Regions from separate parts of the Homo sapiens genome. Here region 1 is linked to region 2. The links are chromatin contacts, found by Hi-C in ENCODE. All regions are on one chromosome and are shown on one strand. The core of a region is the stretch at or near the end of the contact, and the rest is flanking DNA. Distances in the headings are between cores, read along the strand shown. Region 1 holds the start of DEXI (Dexi homolog). Region 2 holds the start of TMEM186 (transmembrane protein 186).

Region 1 (5,072 bases), core at 2,390-4,889, 2.1 Mb after region 2:
CTGCTTAAACAGCGTTTGCTGCAAAATATGTCGAAGCATTTGGGATTCAGTTTTTAGTTCAGAATATGCCAATGTTTTCATTTGGAAGGGGAAGTGTTTCTGTTGATGTGGTAAAGAGATAAAATAAGACGTTCCTCACCAAGTTACACTGCTTCAAAGTCAAATGCTTGGCTTGGAGACAGGGATTTATCTTGGGATCGCAGGCCCTTAGCACACGGCCTGGCAGAAGAGCAGGCAGGGTCAAAGTCTGTTGAATGAGTGAGTGCATATGCAAAGGGCCTAGACACAGGAGTGCGATACAATCAATGCTCAGTACAGATTTTGAATGGATTCCATAGGTTCTACTTTTGAGAGTTGTTCTCAGTCTGTTCATGTTTCTCTATCTTCACTAAACTCCCCTCATCCAAGCCTCTGTCACCTCTGGCCTGGACAACTAACAGCATCTGAGGTGGTGGCCCTGCTTCCCCTCTTACCCCTCAGCTCATTCTGTCCACAATTGCCAGAGTCATTTTTGCAAAATGGGAATGGGATTGTGTCATCTCCTGCCTAGAACCTTCCAATGGCTTTCCACTGCTCTTGGCTATGGCCTTCCAGGTCCTCCATGGTATGGCTCCCACCCACCTCACTGACCTTTCCTGGGGCTGTTCTCCAGCCACATGGGCCTCCTTTTGGTTGCGGAAAAACCAACTCTCTCTCACCTGAAGGTCTTGGCACCACTGATTCCCTCAGCCTGGACTGCTTTTCTCCAGATCCTTCTATCAAATTAAGGCTCAGCTCAAAAGCATCATCTCCTTAGAGAGGCTTTCTCTGACCCCTCAGCTAAAGCAGCCCACCATCTCTATCCTACCGTTTCACTTCTGTTTCACTCCATGTCTACACCTACAGAGACCGTCTACTAGAGGCCAGGCACAGTTTTAAGTGTTGAGGACATGGCAGTGAACACAACAGGGAAGCTCATGTCCTTCTTGCCTGCCTTCATAGTTCCGAAAAAATCTGATTCTCTTGTTTGGGTTCCTACTAGTCTTCCTCACCAAGTGCCAAAGGGCCAAGGCTTGGTCTGTCTTGTTCACTGTGTTCAATCACCAGGCACTGTACTGAACCAACAAGCATTCATTCTGTAAAAGAACGGACGGATGGATGGCAGGCAGGCAGGCAGGCTGGGGAGGTGTGCAGAGCACCTGGCACACACTCCCCCTGGCACTTGGTTCTCGCTAAGATGTTACTGAGCTCAACTGAAGCTTTTTCTTCAAAGAAATCTCACTGTGAACCCATTAGGAGAGCCCTCTGCCGCCAGCTATGCTGTCAGTAGGTCCTACCCCACCCTGTACCACCATCTGCAACAGACTCAATGTTTGTGTCTCCTCAAACTTCATATGTTGAAACTCTGATCCCAAATGATGGTATTGCGGGGTGCGGCCTTAGGGAGGTGATTAGGTCACGAAGGCAGAGCCTTCATGGGTGGGATTAATGCCCTTATAAGAACAGTAAGAGATAAATGTTTAAGTCCCCCAGCCTATGGTGTTCTGTTATAGCAGACTGAACTAAGACACCCTCTGCCTGTGGTTGTCTTGGCAAAGCCAGGTAATGCAGGAGAGGGGTGGACTCAGCCTGCTTGCGGTGAATGGCATTAGTGTCCATTTTCCTAAAGGAGCCCTTGCCCACCATATCTCAGCATCCCCTCTTCATTGCCACTTAGACCCTGTGCCCAGTGACACTCCAGTACTGTCCAGTCTCAGGGGCTGAGCCAAGGCGTTCCTGCCTGCCCTGTGACCCTCACCAGACCTGGCAGCTGCCTGACAGCTTGTCTGGCTCACGTGTTCTCTCTAATTGAGTCTAGCTGCCTCTCTTCCTTGTGACTATGACCAAGTCTTACTCCTTCCTGGACCTTCATTTCCCTACCTCTCACATACACAGTGGGCTGGATGCTGGATGCAAAGCTCCCTCGTCACAGCCCCAAAGACAGGACTTGACCATCTCAGTGCAATGACCCTGTGGTGCCTTCTCCCGAGGACCTAAGAGCCCCCTGAGCGCTTGCAAACACTGCAGACAAAGCGAGCCCTGGCACCAGCTCCCTGCCTGCCTGTTCTGTGAAGGGAGCCTACAAAACTGGCAGCCCCTGCAGTTCTGAGCTGCAGAACTGATGAGCTGGGGCACCCTGAAACCTGACTCCAAAATAGCAGCAAACCCAAGGCCAAAAGGAAGTACGGGCTTCTTTGCTTGCGATTTCTCCTCTCACAGCTTTGGCCTAGAGCCCCTGCACTTAATCCCCACCCAGCTACCCCAAGGGCCACAGTACAAAGGTGATTCGTGCCTGGCTCCCTGTGTCTTCTGACACCCCTAAATCTTTATCCTTCTAGGACAAGCGAGAATCCCCCAAAAGCCAAGGTCATCATCAAGCCAGGATGAGGACTGGAGGAGGAGCTGACAGCTCTGCCTCAAATGGATTTGGGAGCGAAGGCTTTTTCCATAAGCTTTGGGGGTAAGTCACAGAGCTACCCCAAATGTAACTTAGTCTCGGGGTCTCCTTCCTTTTCACCAGCTGTCCCCTTTGCTGGAGGAAGCTTTCCAGCCCAAACGAAGGGCTTAAGAGGAGTCTGGCCATTCCTGGCATCCAGTTAGACCTGGAGGAGGTGAACGGAGGAGAAGCCTGAGGGAGGGGTGTGTATCCGGCCTGGGAATTCCTCCCTCTCCCTTGCTAGCGCCCCAACCCGCCCTCATCCTGTTCAGAGAGGGCACTTACAGGCCTCGGAGGCAGGGGAGGGTCTCCTCCTGGGGAACCATCCCCGTCCAGATGGTGCCCCCAACCAGCTGCGGCGGCATGATCTGGGCGGCTGGTCCAGGGCATGGGTTGCGGATCGTGTAGGGAAGAGGGGAACAGCAGTCGAGACCCTACTCCAAGTACGCATCAAAGACGTCGAGCTCCGAGTCAGCATCGTAAAGGCCCGAGCCGGGGTCGGAGAGCACGCCGAGGTCCACGAGCGCCTGGTCCATGTCCTCGGGCAGGAAGACGAGGCCCACGTTGAGGACGATGTACTCCATGAGGAAGGCGTAGTACAGGATCAGCACATTGACGAAGAACAGGCCCACGTAGAACATAGAGGGCAGCAGCGGCGGCGGCACGTAGGGGACCAGGGGGCCCAGTGCGTCCAGGTGGGCCGCGACCCGGGCGCCGAGCATGCAGCGGGTGGCAAGGGCGGCGGCCCGGCGATCCCGGCGAACTCAGCCGCTGCGGCGCCCGGGCGGCCGGCGAGGGCACAGCGCAGCCATCCAGGGGTACCCTGGAGCCCGACAGAAGCAGGGCCGGGCTCCAGATGTCCCCTGGCAATTGCGCCCCGACCCCCGAAATGCGCCGGGCGGGTCACCGCACCCCGAGATGTGCCCCCAAGGATCTCTCGACCGCCCGGGCGGCGAGGCGGGCCCCCCTGAAGTGGCCCGCGGCTGCCCGGCTCCCTCGTGGCGCCTCCCTGGCGCTCGCAGGGCCTCGCAGAGCCGGTGGGGATCCCACCGCGGCTCAGTGTCTAGGGCCGGTCCCGGCAGCCTTCTCTCCCGCCCCGCCCCGCAGGTCCTCGCGCACCCCCCGCGCCCCCGCAGGCCCAGCACCCATGGCTGCGGCCGCCGCGTAGCCCTCCCGGTGGCGCTCGGAGCTCCGCCTCCCGAGGGGCCCCGAGCTCATTGGCAGGCCGCCCCCTGCACGCGCTAATTGGCCGGCTCAACGCCCGCGCTGATTGGCTCCGGCCGCCAGGGGGCGGGTACCGCTTCGCTCCGCCCCTCGGGGCCCTAGCGTCTGAGTTGCTTTCCTGGTTCGGGTCTGCCCTCAGATCTCAAATCGAATTCGCTCTGCGTATCGAATAGGGGGAGGTAAAAGAGACTGAACACAGTTCAAACCTAGACATAATGCTAAGGCCGCAAAAGCCGAAGGAAACCCGGGCTACCGCTGCACCTTGCTGCATGCCTCTTTGGGACTCCGTTTCTCCTTTAAAAGGAGGCGGGGTCGGGGAGGGGCGACGGACGGTTGCCCTGGAAATTTTGGACATTCCCAAAGCGCCAATTTTCATGGTGGAGATCCACCAGTGTCCCCTTCGCTTCTCCAAACTCTGGTTGCTGGAAGGTCCGCCCACTACGGAACCTGCATCCTAGAGTTAAGGAACACCTGAATAAAGAGATTCCGAGGTAGTTCAGATCTTCAACCATAAGGATGCTTTTTGTTTCTTTTTACTTTGTGAATCATGTTTAAAAGCAATAATACACATGGCTAAACATTCAAACAACCGTGAAGTACACAGAAAAGTGAGTCTCTCCCACCCACTGGTTCCCCTGCTCTTGGGTAACCGTTGCATGTCTTTCAGGAAAACATGATCTCGCCCAAAGAGCCTTCCAAAGCAGTTCAAGAAACCTTTAAATCTCAGGCCACACTGAGCTGAGTATTTTACATGCATCGCTTAATCGGAGGTATACAAGGCAGTGTAGTATGTATGTGCGTACTTTTTACAGATGAAAAATACGAGCCCAGGGATCCTACATTTCTGAGCCTGGGTGTGTTTCTTTGGAGGCCAGATCCTGTTCTTTTTTGCTCCATGACTTTGTCTTGCCCCACTCTATATGAATTACAGGACAAACCATTAACTCTCCACTCTTATCCATTTCTCCAACTGCTGAAGGTGAAACAAACCTTTACTCATTCATGCACTCTACCAATATTTGTTAAACACCTGCTATGTGCCAAACCTTGTGCTAGGCACTGGGGAGAACATTGGCCTCTGGCCCAGTTCTTTCTTGAGCAGAGTTAATGGGACACAGTGGACCTTTAATAAGGTTGATATGTAGAAGTGACTGAATGAATGAATGGATGGTAAACTTGAGAAGTCTTGCCCACACTGAACTTACCACTTCTAATCCAGGGTAGAAGTTAGATATATTCTGGCTCATGCAGAAAGTTGGGTGTTTCCTTTTTCATTTTAACGTGGTACTTTGGGAAATAGCATGGATTCTGGCTGAAGACCAGAGGAATCCTCTGGAAGTACAAAATGTTCAGTTTGGTGCATTGTTGCATCCAGCCTTTTCCAACACACACA
Region 2 (5,336 bases), core at 2,012-4,511:
ATTGGTGCAATCTCGGCTCACTGCAACCTCTGCCTCCCGGGTTCAAGCTTCTCAAGTAGCTGGGAATACAAGTGCCCACCACCATGCCCAGCTAATTTTTGTATTTTCAGTAGAGACAGGGTTTTGCCATGTTGGCCAGGCTGGTCTTGAACTCCTGACTTCAAGTGATCCACACGCCTCAGCCTCCCAAAGTGCTGGGATTACAGGCATGAGACAGTGTGCCCAGCCTGTACAACATTGTTAATATACTTAATGTCCCTGAATTGCACACTTAAAAATGATTAAAAGGATAAATTTGTTAGGTGTATCTTGGTATGGTTAAGAAAAATGGAAGGCTACACAATAAAAAAAAATATTTTTTTTTTGAGACGGAGTCTCACTCTGTCGCCCAGGCTGGAGTGCAGTGGCGTGATCTCGGCTCACTGCAAACTCCGCCTCCCAGGTTCACACCATTGTCCTGCCTCAGCCTCCCGAGTAGCTGGGACTACAGGCACCTGCCACCACGCCCAGCTAATTTTTTTGTATTTTTTAGTGGAGACACGGTTTCACCCTGTTAGCGAGGATGGCCTCGATCTCCTGACCTCGTGATCCGCCACCTTGACCTCCCAACGTGCTGGGATTACAGGTGTGAGCCACCGCCCCCAGCGATAAAACATTCTTATTGACTTTCGAGTGGCAAAATAATAAAGATCATGCCTTCCTTCCTCTTTACTGTGTTACAAATTGTATAATGAACATATATTATTAATTATGTGGGGCAATGTATATAACTGGCTTAAGTTTATAAAATAACGTACCAGCATCCGGTGCATTTGGCTTTATTACACTGCAGGGCCATCCAAAGCAAGAGCCTCTAGACCTCTGGGTGGTGAACAAATCTCAACTGGGGTTTCGTGCCTACCTGGACGACATCTGCTCGTCAATGTGTAGTTAACATCCTGACAGACCCTTCTGCCGCTGGATATGTGAGGGGCACAGCACAGGGCTCTGGAAGTCCCTGCTGACTGCTCGAAGCCTTTCTCCCTGCTAAAACCTCTGACCAAATGCTTAATAATATCTGCTGTAGGCTGTTGAGTCTGCCACACGTTTGACATTTATTGTTTATTCCCACACCCATCCCATGAAACAAGCAGGACTTTCCATTTTACAGATGTGAAAACCAAGATTCAAAGAGACTCAATAACCTGCTCCAGGACAAATGACAGAACTGAGACTTCTGACTCCAAATCTTACGCTCCCCCGCCACACCTCTTTGCCTTTCTCTTTCACACCAATGGACTCTATGGGTGACCTTGGCATAGGTTCTTCTAAGAACTGGCTCTTAACAAAAACTTCTGGCCATTATCTGACTGAATGTCACAAACAAGTGCTGTAAGAACTTGCTTAGAGCCTTTTTCCTAAACCTGTACACCAGCTCTTGCCTTGTGAATTTATTCACCACAAAACACATGTTCCCAGGGGCCCAGGCAAAGTCTCCAAGTACCCAGTCCCCTTTCTTCAGCCTTGCCCACACCCTCAGCCTTCCTGTTAATCCAGGCGACCCAGGGTTACCCAGAGGTCCAGGTCCCAGTTGTTCACTTGAGCATCTGATGTACCCCAAACACCTGTGTGAAACGCTCTCTGTCCAGGATGCGTCCATAGCGCAGGGTGACGTAGAAGGTCTGTTTCCCACTGTACCGCTGGATACGCACAAACATCTCCTGAGGCCGGTCCTTGGTTTCTGTCAGGGGAATCACATCTGCCATGGGACAGTATGTGTCCTGCCGCCAGCCCCAGAAGTTCAGATGGGCCACCCGCAGCATGGTGCCAGACTCATTCAGATACAGGATACCAACCAGTCTCCGTAAGAAATAGCTCATCCAGCACAGCATGGTCAGGGCAAAGCCCGATATCCCACTCATGAGGCACACGGTGTTGAGAGTGAGGAGGCCCTGGGAGTACAAGTAATAGCCTGGTGGCAAAGCTACCACTGTCAGGGCAGTCTGTGCCAACTTCAGTCGTGACAGGAACCCGAAGGTTCTGATGGCATCAAAACGGTAAAACATCCAGAATTTCTCAGTCTCTGCGTTTGGTAGTTTCTCCTTCGAGATGGGTGAACTGCTGCCCACCCACCTCTTAGGATCCTCCTGCCCACTGCAGCACCACAGCCCATGGAGAGGCCTTTCCCACACAGCTTTTCCCCGAAACCTACGCACAGCTCGGAGAAGGGCAGCCTGAAAGGGAGACAGTAGACCATTTCTCTCATGGAACTCAACCACATTAATCACACGGTGAACATCTGCAAAGCACCATACTCTAAGGCTTCTGCCAATCCTGCAAGGTAACCGTTATTGCCAGACGAGGGAAGGGTAAAGCCAGATGCTATCTCATGTGGGCATCACAACAGCTATCTAAGATAGTTATCACTATTTCCACTTTACCACTAGGGAAACTAAGCCCAGAGAGGGTAAGATATTTACCAAAGATCACACAGTCAGTGAGTGCAGCAGAGTCCTCCTTCCACCAGGCAATTCCAAATAAATACAGGAAAGGAGGTGCGGCCGTCATTAATTCAAAACATATCCAGGGAGGACAAACTCTGGGCTGGACAATGTATCCACAAGGGGGTGTGAACATTTCCCCAAGCAGGAAACTAAATAATCAGTGTCTTAGTGGGGAACTCGAGCAACAAATCTGTGAGATATTTATTCCAATAAACTTTCTAATTCTCTGTTTGATTCATATGCTATCTTGGGTGCTGGAGGGAACTGCTGCTTTCTCTTAGCCTAGTCTGGGGAAGGGGAAACAGCGGAGAAGGAGAAGGAGCGAGGCAGGGAGGCCCCAACACGTAGCACAAGGGTATTACTAGGTGGGTAGTGAAGCAGTAAAAGCTCTTATTCCAATTCTGGCTCCAACAGTAATTTGTGAGCAAATTACTCCACACCCCTGAGATTCGGTTTCTTCGCCTTTCAAAATGGGGACTCAGAACACAGTGAACCAGAGGATGGTTTCAGAGTCCTCAACTTAGTACCTAATGCACTGTGAGAGCTCGGCGAGTTTTAGCTACTACTACTGTGCGCATGTGACCCAAGGAGGGCAAGAGAAAGCCCGGGAAAAGCGAACTGTAACACACGCCAGAGCTTCCTCCCACGGATCCTCGGAGTCCGAAACCCGAGCGTCGGGCCTGCCCGCCCCAGCCCTGACCCCGACCCCAAAGAGCATCACCCCCTCAAGGCTCGCCACCCGCCTCCTTACCATGGCCCCACCACCTGCTGCCGGAAGTAAATCCCACCGGCCCCCGGAACCCCTAAGAGCGCATGCTCGAATGTACAAGGCGGGCGTGATCTGCGTTGCACCCTGGGAGTTGCGGTCCAGGAATCGTGGCTGCCGCTACTCCCAGGCGTTATGGGAACGGAGTCCCCTCCTCTTCCCGACGTGCCCTGCGACTCAGCGGCCGAACCCGGAAGTTCCGGGCCGAGTTCCTCGTGCCAACGTGTCTTGTAAGGTGCGGCTAGAAACTGGGGACATGGCAGCGCCTGGCCCAGCGCTCTGCCTCTTCGACGTGGATGGGACCCTCACCGCCCCGCGGCAGGTAAGTGGCGGCCGGCGGGCTGCTGGCAGCCGACGCGGAGCCCGTGCTGTTCCCAGTTGGGGCTATCGACCACCCAGGGTAGGCGCCAAGGGGTGGCTAAGGACCGCCTACGTCCTCACGGCGCTGAACCCTATTCTGGGTGCACTGGAGGAATGAGAGGGAGGCCCTAACCAGCTCTTGAAGAGCTCTGGTGCTTGGAAAGATGAGACGGGGCTGAAGAACTCTTAAGAGCAGGAAACTTGTGCTAGGTTGGAAAATGTAATCTGGACTCACCGCTAGTGCTCGGGACTGATAGACCAGGATTTCAACCCAAGATCAGGCCCCCTTATCAGCTATGTGTCGGCCCCAATCCTGTAACCAATGGGCTGTGCCGTGAGTCATGATATTAAAAACAGGTTTCCAGGTCAAACCGACCTAGTGGAGTCTCATCTTCACCTCTTGACATCTGTGTGACCTTCAGCGAGTCATTAACCTCTCTGAGCCTCAACATCTACAGCTTTAAATGGGGATGTTACCTGTTCCATATGGTGTCTGTGAGGATCAAATGAGATTGTGTAAGTTCTTGAAAGTATGTTGGACACAACACACTAGGCCTCAGTAAATAGTAGCCACCTCCACCACACCCATCTCCAGCCCCTGCAATGGACTAGGGAGATGGAGGAGCCCTAGGTTATTACAGGCTGCCCGCTGAGAGCCTCTTTGGGCCCTTGGAAACTTGCTTTCCACTTTCAGATTTTGCTGCTACAGGCACAGATAAGTTTCAGTTACGATCAGCCTTGAGGTGAGGCTCTCCTGGCCCCTTTTCAGAAATTGGCCACTGAACACTGGCCATTTCAACTTGAGACTGGACCCCAATGGTCTCACTATCCTCAGCTTCTACCCTCACCCCTCATAGTTTTCGCTTGGTGGTAACAATGGTGTGCTCCAGAAGTCCAGGTCAAATGCGTGTGACCTTAGACGTATCATTTTGCCCTTCTCAGCCACAGGTTTGATTTACCTAGTGATGACGCTCAACTCCCAAGTTCTTCAAAGGCTTTTTCTGATTCTGAAATTCAGTGATCACACACTTGGGTTTGTTAAAAGCCCATAGTGGTCTAAAACTCCGGTCCCCAATTCATTTTTTGTAAAGGGCCATATAGCAAATACTTCTCTGTCTTTGCTGACTATGTGGTCTATAGTAACCACTCAACTTTAGTGCAAAACCAGCCATAAACCCTATATAAATAAGAGTGGCTGTGTACCAATAAAATTTTATTTATTTATTACAAAAACAAACAGCTGCCCAATGTGGTCTGTGGGCCATAGTGGTCTAGGGTTTACATTGCCACCCTTTTTCATATCACTGAACCCTCTCAACCTTCCTCCATCTTTCTTCCCAGGTAGGATAGTTGTTATTACCGTTTTAAACATAAGGAAACACACTCAGTGAAGAACTAACCTCCTCAGTTTCACACAGCCAACCTGGTACAAGTCTCTGGGCCTCAGGATATTGGTTCCTGTCAAGTTTGCCATTTCCTATCTGTGCTAAGGTGGAAGCTGTTCTAGTCACTGGGTATGCCATTCAGGAAAGTGCTTCTGATTTTCTGATTTTCACAGTTCTGACTCTTTTTTTTTTTTTAAGACAGAGTCTCACTCTGTCACCAGACTGGAGTGTAGTGGCCCAATCTCAGTTCACTGCAACCTCCACCTCCCAGGTTCAAGCAATTCTCCTGCCTCAGGCAACCAAGTAGCTGGTGCTACAGGCAGGCACCACCACGCCTGGCTA

What was found. A loop is a pair of places that touch in the nucleus more often than their neighbours do. Pooled maps may share reads with other maps.
Region 1: a loop to region 2 is called in a map of CD8-positive, alpha-beta T cell, with 28 times the contacts of the local background. The contact joins the promoter of DEXI here to the promoter of TMEM186 in region 2. A Hi-C loop is called at or near these places in 4 of 168 maps with a recorded cell type or tissue (B cell, CD4-positive, alpha-beta T cell and CD8-positive, alpha-beta T cell) and 15 of 50 pooled maps.

The regions. Positions count from the first base shown.
Region 1 is chr16:10,938,829-10,943,900 of GRCh38, forward strand. It overlaps DEXI (Dexi homolog), which reads right to left and starts at 3,640. Exons shown (of 2, transcript NM_014015.4): 1 at 2,741-3,640. The coding sequence starts at 3,177. The coding sequence ends at 2,890. It also overlaps a transcript of CIITA not described here. RefSeq lists a silencer at 3,230-3,779.
Region 2 is chr16:8,794,378-8,799,713 of GRCh38, forward strand. TMEM186 (transmembrane protein 186) reads right to left here and starts at 3,262. Exons shown (of 2, transcript NM_015421.4): 1 at 3,235-3,262; 2 at 803-2,213. The coding sequence starts at 3,237. The coding sequence ends at 1,575. PMM2 (phosphomannomutase 2) reads left to right here and starts at 3,462. Exons shown (of 8, transcript NM_000303.3): 1 at 3,462-3,571. The coding sequence starts at 3,506. RefSeq lists enhancers at 2,856-3,550, 3,189-3,238, 3,551-4,245 and a silencer at 5,101-5,150.